Regions from separate parts of the Homo sapiens genome. Here region 2 is linked to region 1. Evidence: chromatin contacts called from ENCODE Hi-C data. All regions are on one chromosome and are shown on one strand. The core of a region is the stretch at or near the end of the contact, and the rest is flanking DNA. Distances in the headings are between cores, read along the strand shown.

Region 1 (3,918 bases), core at 1,419-3,918:
TTATATGCTTAGAAGACACTGCTAATCGTCTACTAATCATTTATTTTTACCCTTGAGTTAACACAAGGCAGCAAGAAATGGCGTTGTTATTGAGAAATTTTAATGTCGCATAATTTTTTTTTTTTTTTTTTAAGAGAGATGAACGTCTTCAAGGGGAAACCCTGGATCAGCAGCTGGGCAGGGTCCTAGGAGAAGTGGCTCCCAGTATGTTCCTGTCATCCTTTTCTGAGACTGTAGCATTTTTCTTAGGTAATTATGCTTTCAATCCTACCAGTCCTGTAGTCTGCTGAGCCTGGAGAAAGAAGGAGCTGGCTACCTGAACATGTCCCTTTGTGTTGCTTCCTTTTTTTTTTTTTCTTTTTTTTTTTTTTCTCTGAGACGGAGTCTCACTCTGCCACCCAGGCTGGAGTGCAGTGGTGCAATCTCGGCTCACTGCAGCCTCCGCCTCCCGGGTTCAAGCGATTTTCCTGCCTCAGCCTCCCAAATAGCTGGGATTAAAGGCACGTACCACCATGCCCAGTTAATTTTTTGCATTTTTAATAGAGATGGGGTTTCACCATGTTGGCCAGGCTGGTCTCGAACTCCTGACCTCAGGTGATGTACCTGCCTCGGCCTCCCAAAGTGCTGAGATTACAGGCGTGAGCCCCCGTGCCCAGCCCGTGTTGTCTCCTTTTTTTAAGCTTTGTTCTGCACTGGGAAAGTATCACTGGACCACAGAAAAATTGGCAGCAGTAACTTAGGTGTGATTTTGCAAGTGGCTTCCTTCTCATTTAACTGTCAGGACAGCATTGATGTTGGGGTTCAGGGTGAAAGAGACCTAGAGTTCGTCTTGCCACTTTCCCCTTTTAGTAGCCACTGGGAATGTTGATAGTTGAAAATGGCATCCTTGAGTAGCCACTGAATCCTTCTCCACATGACACTCTAAGCAGCAGCTCCCAAATCCACAGGCACTCGCTTACAAGATGTTTGCCGTTGTTTTCAAAGGCAGTCTTTCTCTTCTGTGCACACAACTCATTGGGGAAGCAGCCTTGTTAATGACCAGAAGCTCTTGACTCACCACATTACAAGGAGCCAGAATAAGCTGGAACAAAGTCAGCACTTCTGTGTTTCTTTCACATAGAGAATCATCAAATAGACCCACTAGTGGGGCTGTCTGCCCCATGTCTGAAGTGTAGTAAGAGCAAAGTGACTCTGTCCACTATAGGGGAGGCTGGACTGGAATCACTCAGTCCAAAGAAGACCATCCACGGGCCACAAACTGCAATGCCTACATGGCTGGGAGGTCAGCTTAATCAGGGCCATTGTAAGGTCATTGTAGGTGGTAGTCTTTCACCACAGATACACTGCTAGCTTGTTATTCTTCATCTCCACAAAGCCATGTGCTTTTGAAACCTGTAGCCCTGTAGTTCCTTTTGACAAACACAGGTGCAGAAAAAAAAAAAAAAAAGAAAAAACTTTCTTTTTTTCACTACTATTATAAGAAAACCAGTGCAAGTGTGATGATAATAGCAGCAGAGACTGTGCCTCAAGGTTGGAGTGACCTTGGGACAGTAGGAGTGAGTAGGGATTGTGGCACCCCAACTGCACGTGTCCTATCTAAAAAGACAGTTATGTGTGTGGCCAACCCAGTGCTACAAGGTCTGTGTTGTTGTTGTTGTTTTTCTTCCAAGCAAAGCTGTGAATCTAGATTTTTGTGTAAAATGCCATTGTTAAATATTGGCAACTTATAAAAAAAAGTTTTTTAATCTTAAGATGGGTTGATACAGTGTGGGCTAAACAGGAACCATCTGATTCATGGGCTGCCAGTTTGCAGTTTCCAAGTCTTACCCTCATGCCTTTGATCCTCACTCGATTGTAGATTACCTCTTAACTAAACTGGGAGGCTAGTAGTGTTGATGTAATAAATGGAAAATACTGTCCATTTCTTACAGTGAAGCACAGAAAGTACTATAAGAAATGGCCTGTATTAGTGGTTCTCAAATTTTAATGTGTGTGAATTTGCTGTGAACCTGAGTATAGTAGAATTGGGGTTGAATTCCTGTCATAACTAGGATGGGGCTTCCCAAATGGTCTGGTGCTGAGTGTGCTTTGAAAAGCACTGGCTTATCACCTCCTGTCCCACTTCTGGTGTAATGTCCAGCCGCAGCATGCCTTCTCATGCGTTTGGCCTGTGCTGGCTCCTTGTATCTGTACATGCACATGAACATAAGACCTGCAGAGAGCCCCCGGCTGTAAACAGAAGTGACGCAGAGCCCTTCTCTCCCCGACAGGAGCATTGTCCGTGATGCCAGCCGTGCACACCTTCTCTCTCTTTGCGGGATTGGCAGTCTTCATTGACTTTCTTCTGCAGATTACCTGTTTCGTGAGTCTCTTGGGGTTAGACATTAAACGTCAAGAGGTAAGTTGGTGCCAGGATTATAGTCTATTTAATTTGAGTCTAGAATCTAGAGGAAGCAGCTAGCGGGTATAACCTTTGTTTCCCTCTGTCCCCTCAGAAAAATCGGCTAGACATCTTTTGCTGTGTCAGAGGTGCTGAAGATGGAACAAGCGTCCAGGCCTCAGAGAGCTGTTTGTTTCGCTTCTTCAAAAACTCCTATTCTCCACTTCTGCTAAAGGACTGGATGAGACCAATTGTGGTATGCGCTTATCTGTGGTTTTTCTCTTTCCTCTCACTGAAACAGATTATCACATGCCTTCTAAGAAGCCAGACAGCCTGGGAAGGAGATTCTTAAAGCTGTTAAAATGTATCTAAAAAAAAAGCAAAAGCAAATGTGGAACAGTAGATAAAATGTTTTTCCTGTGAGCTTTTATCAGTCCATATAAACAAGAGTTTTAAGTTTTTTATTTTGAAATAGTTTCAGATTCACAGAAAGTTGCAAAGAAACTTTTATTTTTCCTCTTAATAATGAGGAAATAGAAGCCAAGAGAGGTGAAGTGGTTTGCCCCAAGTCACTCAGCCCGTAAGTGGCAGAGTCAGGATTTGCACCCAGGAATTTGGACTCCTGGTGCTGTGGTCTCACCCACTGCCCTGTACTCCCTATTAGCCTGTCATTTAAGCTTTTCCATTTTAAAAAATCCTGCTTTTTGTGTGTGCTTAAGATTTTATTTCTGGTCGTAAGCTTATTTACTAAGCAGTCTCTGTCTTATGATTCATTTGTTGTTCCAGATAGCAATATTTGTGGGTGTTCTGTCATTCAGCATCGCAGTCCTGAACAAAGTAGATATTGGATTGGATCAGTCTCTTTCGATGCCAGATGTAAGATGACTTCCTTTTTTTTTTTTTTTTAACTTCTTTAGCTGATGATGAATACATTTTTCAAAACATGCACGTAGGTGTTTCAAGCAAGTGCCTGCTTCTAACTGCAAATGGTGACAGGGTTTCCAGGGTTAGGAGAACTGTCGCAGTGCACTGCTGGTGTGGGCTGTCTGGCATTCTGACTGAGCCCCTCTGGGCACAGCTGCAGAACACGAATAACTAGTCTTATGAGGTTACTTTATGAGATGCTCTCCTGATTGTGGGGCTAGCAGGAGGAGCACCCTGGGGCCCTGGGGGGAAGACTGGTGGTGTTAGGAATCATGAGTCCAGCTGGAGGCATCTCAGCCAGGAACCTCCTGGCACCCTCTTATTCTCCATGATCCTCGCCTTGCTTAGTTACTATCAGAGTGTTCACACTCTCTCCTATTCTTTTATCTTTCTTTCAGGACTCCTACATGGTGGATTATTTCAAATCCATCAGTCAGTACCTGCATGCGGGTCCGCCTGTGTACTTTGTCCTGGAGGAAGGGCACGACTACACTTCTTCCAAGGGGCAGAACATGGTGTGCGGCGGCATGGGCTGCAACAATGATTCCCTGGTGCAGCAGATATTTAACGCGGCGCAGCTGGACAACTAGTCAGTACCACCTTGTCTTGTACTT
Region 2 (3,918 bases), core at 418-2,917, 170 kb before region 1:
CTATCAGTATTTTCCCTTCTATGATCTTTATTTCTCCCTAGAGAACATTTTACCAGAACATTTAGTTATTTGATGAGGGAATTTAATTATTATTCCTCAAAGTTTAGAAGATTTACATCTGGCTAGAAGCAAAATCTCTCCCCAAAATGGGAATGCTTATGATTTACATTTATCTCCATCTCCACATTATTGATGTGAGGAATGCAGAAGGTGCTTTCTAGGTTGTTAGAGTGATTCTCAATTTCAAAGTAATAATAATAATTAAGATGAAGATTTGTAGAGCACCTATTATGCACTGGGCACCACCCAGTTTATATTTTCATACTAAGATTATTATTATCACCTCTATTTTACAGATGAGGAAAGAGAGTGGAATGTTAAGTAATTTTCCCAAGAACCACACCACTGGTCAATGGTAGAATCAGGACCTAAGTCCAGAGTCCAGGGATAACAAGTTAACACTACCCTGTAACTCTCTAACAGCTACAACTCTGGTTTATTATACATCCATGCATAATCACTAACATACGTTATTTCCTGTAATTTGTTTTAAATGGTAGCCTTCACAGTAGCCTGAAGGTCTCTTTCATTTAGAATCATCTTAGCCTTTCTGCTGATATAGCAGTCCCTCTGCAGCTCCTGTCCATGTCATTCAGCAGACTAGGTAAGAACACAGGCTCAGGAGCTTTAGCACTCACGTTAGCCCTTGATCTCACAATTAGTAGGCACTAAAAACTATATATATCAAATATATATTTCAAGTCTGAGCAATAAATAATTTGAAAGCACATATTTAAAAAATAAGTGTATAGGCAAGACAGCATCACAGGTGTCAACACTGACATTTGGAAGTCTGACTGATATAATAGATACATAAGTTAAAGGTGAATTCCAAGGAGCGAGCTTTGCCCAGGTAATAAAAATGAGTCAAACTTTCTGTTTATTTCTAAGGACTATTGGAAAAAACCTTGACAGACAGCAAAGAATCTACAAAAACAACTTGTCAAACCAGTAATGCCCTAGATGATGGTTTTTCTGGATTAACTTTGTATTAGCCAAGTTTAGGTGATAAATTTTTTGCCATATAAAATAATTTCTAACAAAGAGTCCACAAGCTTAAGTTAAACATTAACAAGCAAAAGTGTAACATACACTTTCTGTTTGAAAAATAAAAAGATCAGTGTAAACATTGACTTTAAAAAGAAAGAAAAATTTATTCTAAAAATTTAATAATGTATTTAAAAATTAATAATTAGAAAGTTTGGCTTCTTTAAGTTACTCTTAAACGGTCAGGGTGAAAATTTTTTATTCAAATCGTTTTATTAAAGTATTCCTTGTCCTTTCTTTCATTTGTTTTACTCCTGAACTTTCAGTAATTTTTACCTTACATCTCAATGTCATATTTACTGCAAATCAACCTATATGAAGAATCAAAAAGAATTTAGTAGTGCCCTAAAGGAAATCAGACTGTGGATCTAGAAGTGAAAAAAAAAATCAGAAGAATGACTTTCTTAAGTGTTAAAACTCTTTGCAGCCTTCTTAATCATTTTTCTTGAGCTCTTCATGGAGAATTAAGTCGACGTGGACATGCTACCTAGATAAGTAGACTTGCGGTTGAAGAACTTTCTCAGGGAGGCCAAGGTTATGACTAATCCTGCAAGTAAAGCCTTGGCACCAAGCAACAAGGTTTTGAGAGAAGATAACCTCGTGGGGCTTTTTAAAAGGGCAATACCTGACAATACTTTTGAAAATCAAACTTGCGGTCTTTTCACAAGATGGCGCCGAAGGCGAAGAAGGAAGCTCCTGTCCCTCCTAAAGCTGAAGCCAAAACGAAGGTTTTGAAGGCCAAGAAGGCAGTGTTTAAAGGTGTCCACAGCCACACAAAAAAAGATCTGCACGTCACCCACCTTCCGGCGGCCCACGACACGGCGACTCCAGAGGCAGCCCAAATATCCTCGGCAGAGCGCCCCCAGGAGAACAAGCTTGACCACTATGCTATCATCAAGTTTCTGCTGACCACTGAGTCCGCCATGAAGAAGATAGAAGACAGCAACACACTTGTGTTCGTTGTGGATGTTAAAGCCAACAAACACCAAATCAAACAGGCTGTGAAGAAGCTCTATGACATTGATGTGGCCAAAGTCAACACCCTGATTAGGCCTGATGGAGAGAAGAAGGCATATGTTCAACTGGCTCCTGATTACAATGCTTTGGATGTTGCCAACAAAATTGGGATCATCTAAACTGAGTCTGGCTGGCTAATTCACCAGAAAAAAAGAAAGAAAGAAAGAAAAGACAATCAAACTTGTGGAGCAGAAGAGAAAAGAATCCATGGGACTTCTCAGATGGAAGATCATTGAGGAGGCTCTTTCCTTCCCATGAGTATCACTGGGACAGGCCACTTTATTTTTTCTGTAGCCATATCTTCCAACAGACGCTTATACCAACTTTACTGCTTCATGGTCATACACAAAATAAAAGGTCTTATATATTTATAAGTCTCTGCTATTTCTGACTCAACCTGGTGTTTTCCACAAGAATTGAAAGTAAAAAATGGGCAAGAGACAAGAACAAGAAGGATTTTTTTAAAGGCAGGAGAAAAAAACAGATGTATAACATTTGGAATAAACGAAATAAAACTGTTATTATTTATTTAAAGATAAAATTATTTACATTAAAACTCCACATGAGGCTGGGCACAGTGGCTCACGCCTGTAATCCCTACACTTTGGGAGGCCAAGATGGGCAGATTGCTTGAGCCCAGGAGTTCGAGAGCAGCCTCGGCAACATGGAGAAACCCCGTCTCTACTAAAAATACAAAAATAATAGCTGGGTGTGGTGGTGCCTGCCTGTAGTCCCAGCTACTTGGGAGGCTGAGTTGGGAGGATCGCTTGAGTCCAGGAGGCTGAGGTTGCAGTGAGCCAAGATCATACCACTGGACTCCAGTCTGGGCAACAGAGCAAGACCCTGTCTCAAAAAAAAAGAAAAAAGAAAAAACCTCCAAATGAAGCCAGGCACAGTGGCTTACACCTGTAATCCCAGCACTTTGGGAGGCTGAGGCAGGAGGATCACTTGAGGCCAGGAGTTTGAAACCAGCCTGGGCAACATAGCAAGAAAAACATTTTTTTTTTTTTTTAATTAGCCAGGTGTGGTGGTATGTGTTTGCAGTCCCAGCTACTTGGGAGACTGGGATGGATTGCTTGAGCCCAGGAGCTTGAGGCTGTAGTATAGTGAGCTATGATCACACAATTGCACTCCAGCCTGGGCAACAGGGTGAGAACTTGACTCTGAAAAAAATAAAAATAAAAAATAAAAAAAGAAAATAAAGACCCAAATGTATCTGCTAAAGAGAATTTTAGAAATACTGGGAGATTTTTAGCAAGGTAGCTGGATGTGACATTAAAATAAAAAAGTCATTGCATCTCTGTAGAGTAGCAGCAAACAACTAGAAAATTTAATTAAAGAGAAAATGCCATTTATAATAGTCTCAGAGAACATCAAGTATCTCAAAAGAAATTTGACAAATAAAAATTTTAAACAGTATTAACAGAATTTTGAAAATCTACATAAATGGAGAGTTAGCTAGAAGATAATATCAAAAACTTACCAATTCTCCCCAAATTAAGCTATAGAGACAATATTATGCCAGTGAAAACCTGAATAAGGACTTTCTTAAAGTACAGTAAGATAATTCTAAAATTTATATGAAACTTTAAAGGACCAAGATATTGCTGAAGAAGAAGACCGGGAGGAGGAAACTTGCCCTTCAAGGAATCGGGGCTTATTATGAAGCTATTGTAATTAAGGAAAGGCAAAATGAGACAAACAGACCTATCGGACAGAACAGGCAGCCCATGCATTTAAGAAGCTTTAGTATATAACATAGGTGGTATGTCAGACCGCTGGGAAAGGAAGGAA

What was found. Hi-C counts contacts between places; a loop is a spot of excess contacts on that map. Pooled maps may share reads with other maps.
Region 2: a map with no recorded cell type shows a loop between it and region 1 (2.3-fold over the local background). The contact joins two enhancer-like sites. A Hi-C loop is called at or near these places in 1 of 37 single-sample maps with no recorded cell type and 5 of 50 pooled maps.

Annotation. Positions count from the first base shown.
Region 1 is chr18:23,539,786-23,543,703 of GRCh38, reverse strand. NPC1 (NPC intracellular cholesterol transporter 1) reads left to right here. Exons shown (of 25, transcript NM_000271.5): 14 at 135-249; 15 at 2,271-2,398; 16 at 2,496-2,636; 17 at 3,167-3,256; 18 at 3,703-3,893. Among named protein-coding and RNA genes, the nearest start is that of RMC1, 38 kb to the right of the region's middle. RefSeq lists an enhancer at 1,377-1,426. Within about 2 kb of position 2,668, at least 9 of the 41 ENCODE cell types and tissues checked have a DNase peak (open chromatin) inside an H3K27ac peak, as active enhancers do.
Region 2 is chr18:23,708,145-23,712,062 of GRCh38, reverse strand. All of the region lies in intron 1 of LAMA3 (laminin subunit alpha 3), which reads right to left. It also overlaps the pseudogene RPL23AP77. Among named protein-coding and RNA genes, the nearest start is that of LAMA3, 21 kb to the right of the region's middle. Within about 2 kb of position 1,667, at least 2 of the 41 ENCODE cell types and tissues checked have a DNase peak (open chromatin) inside an H3K27ac peak, as active enhancers do.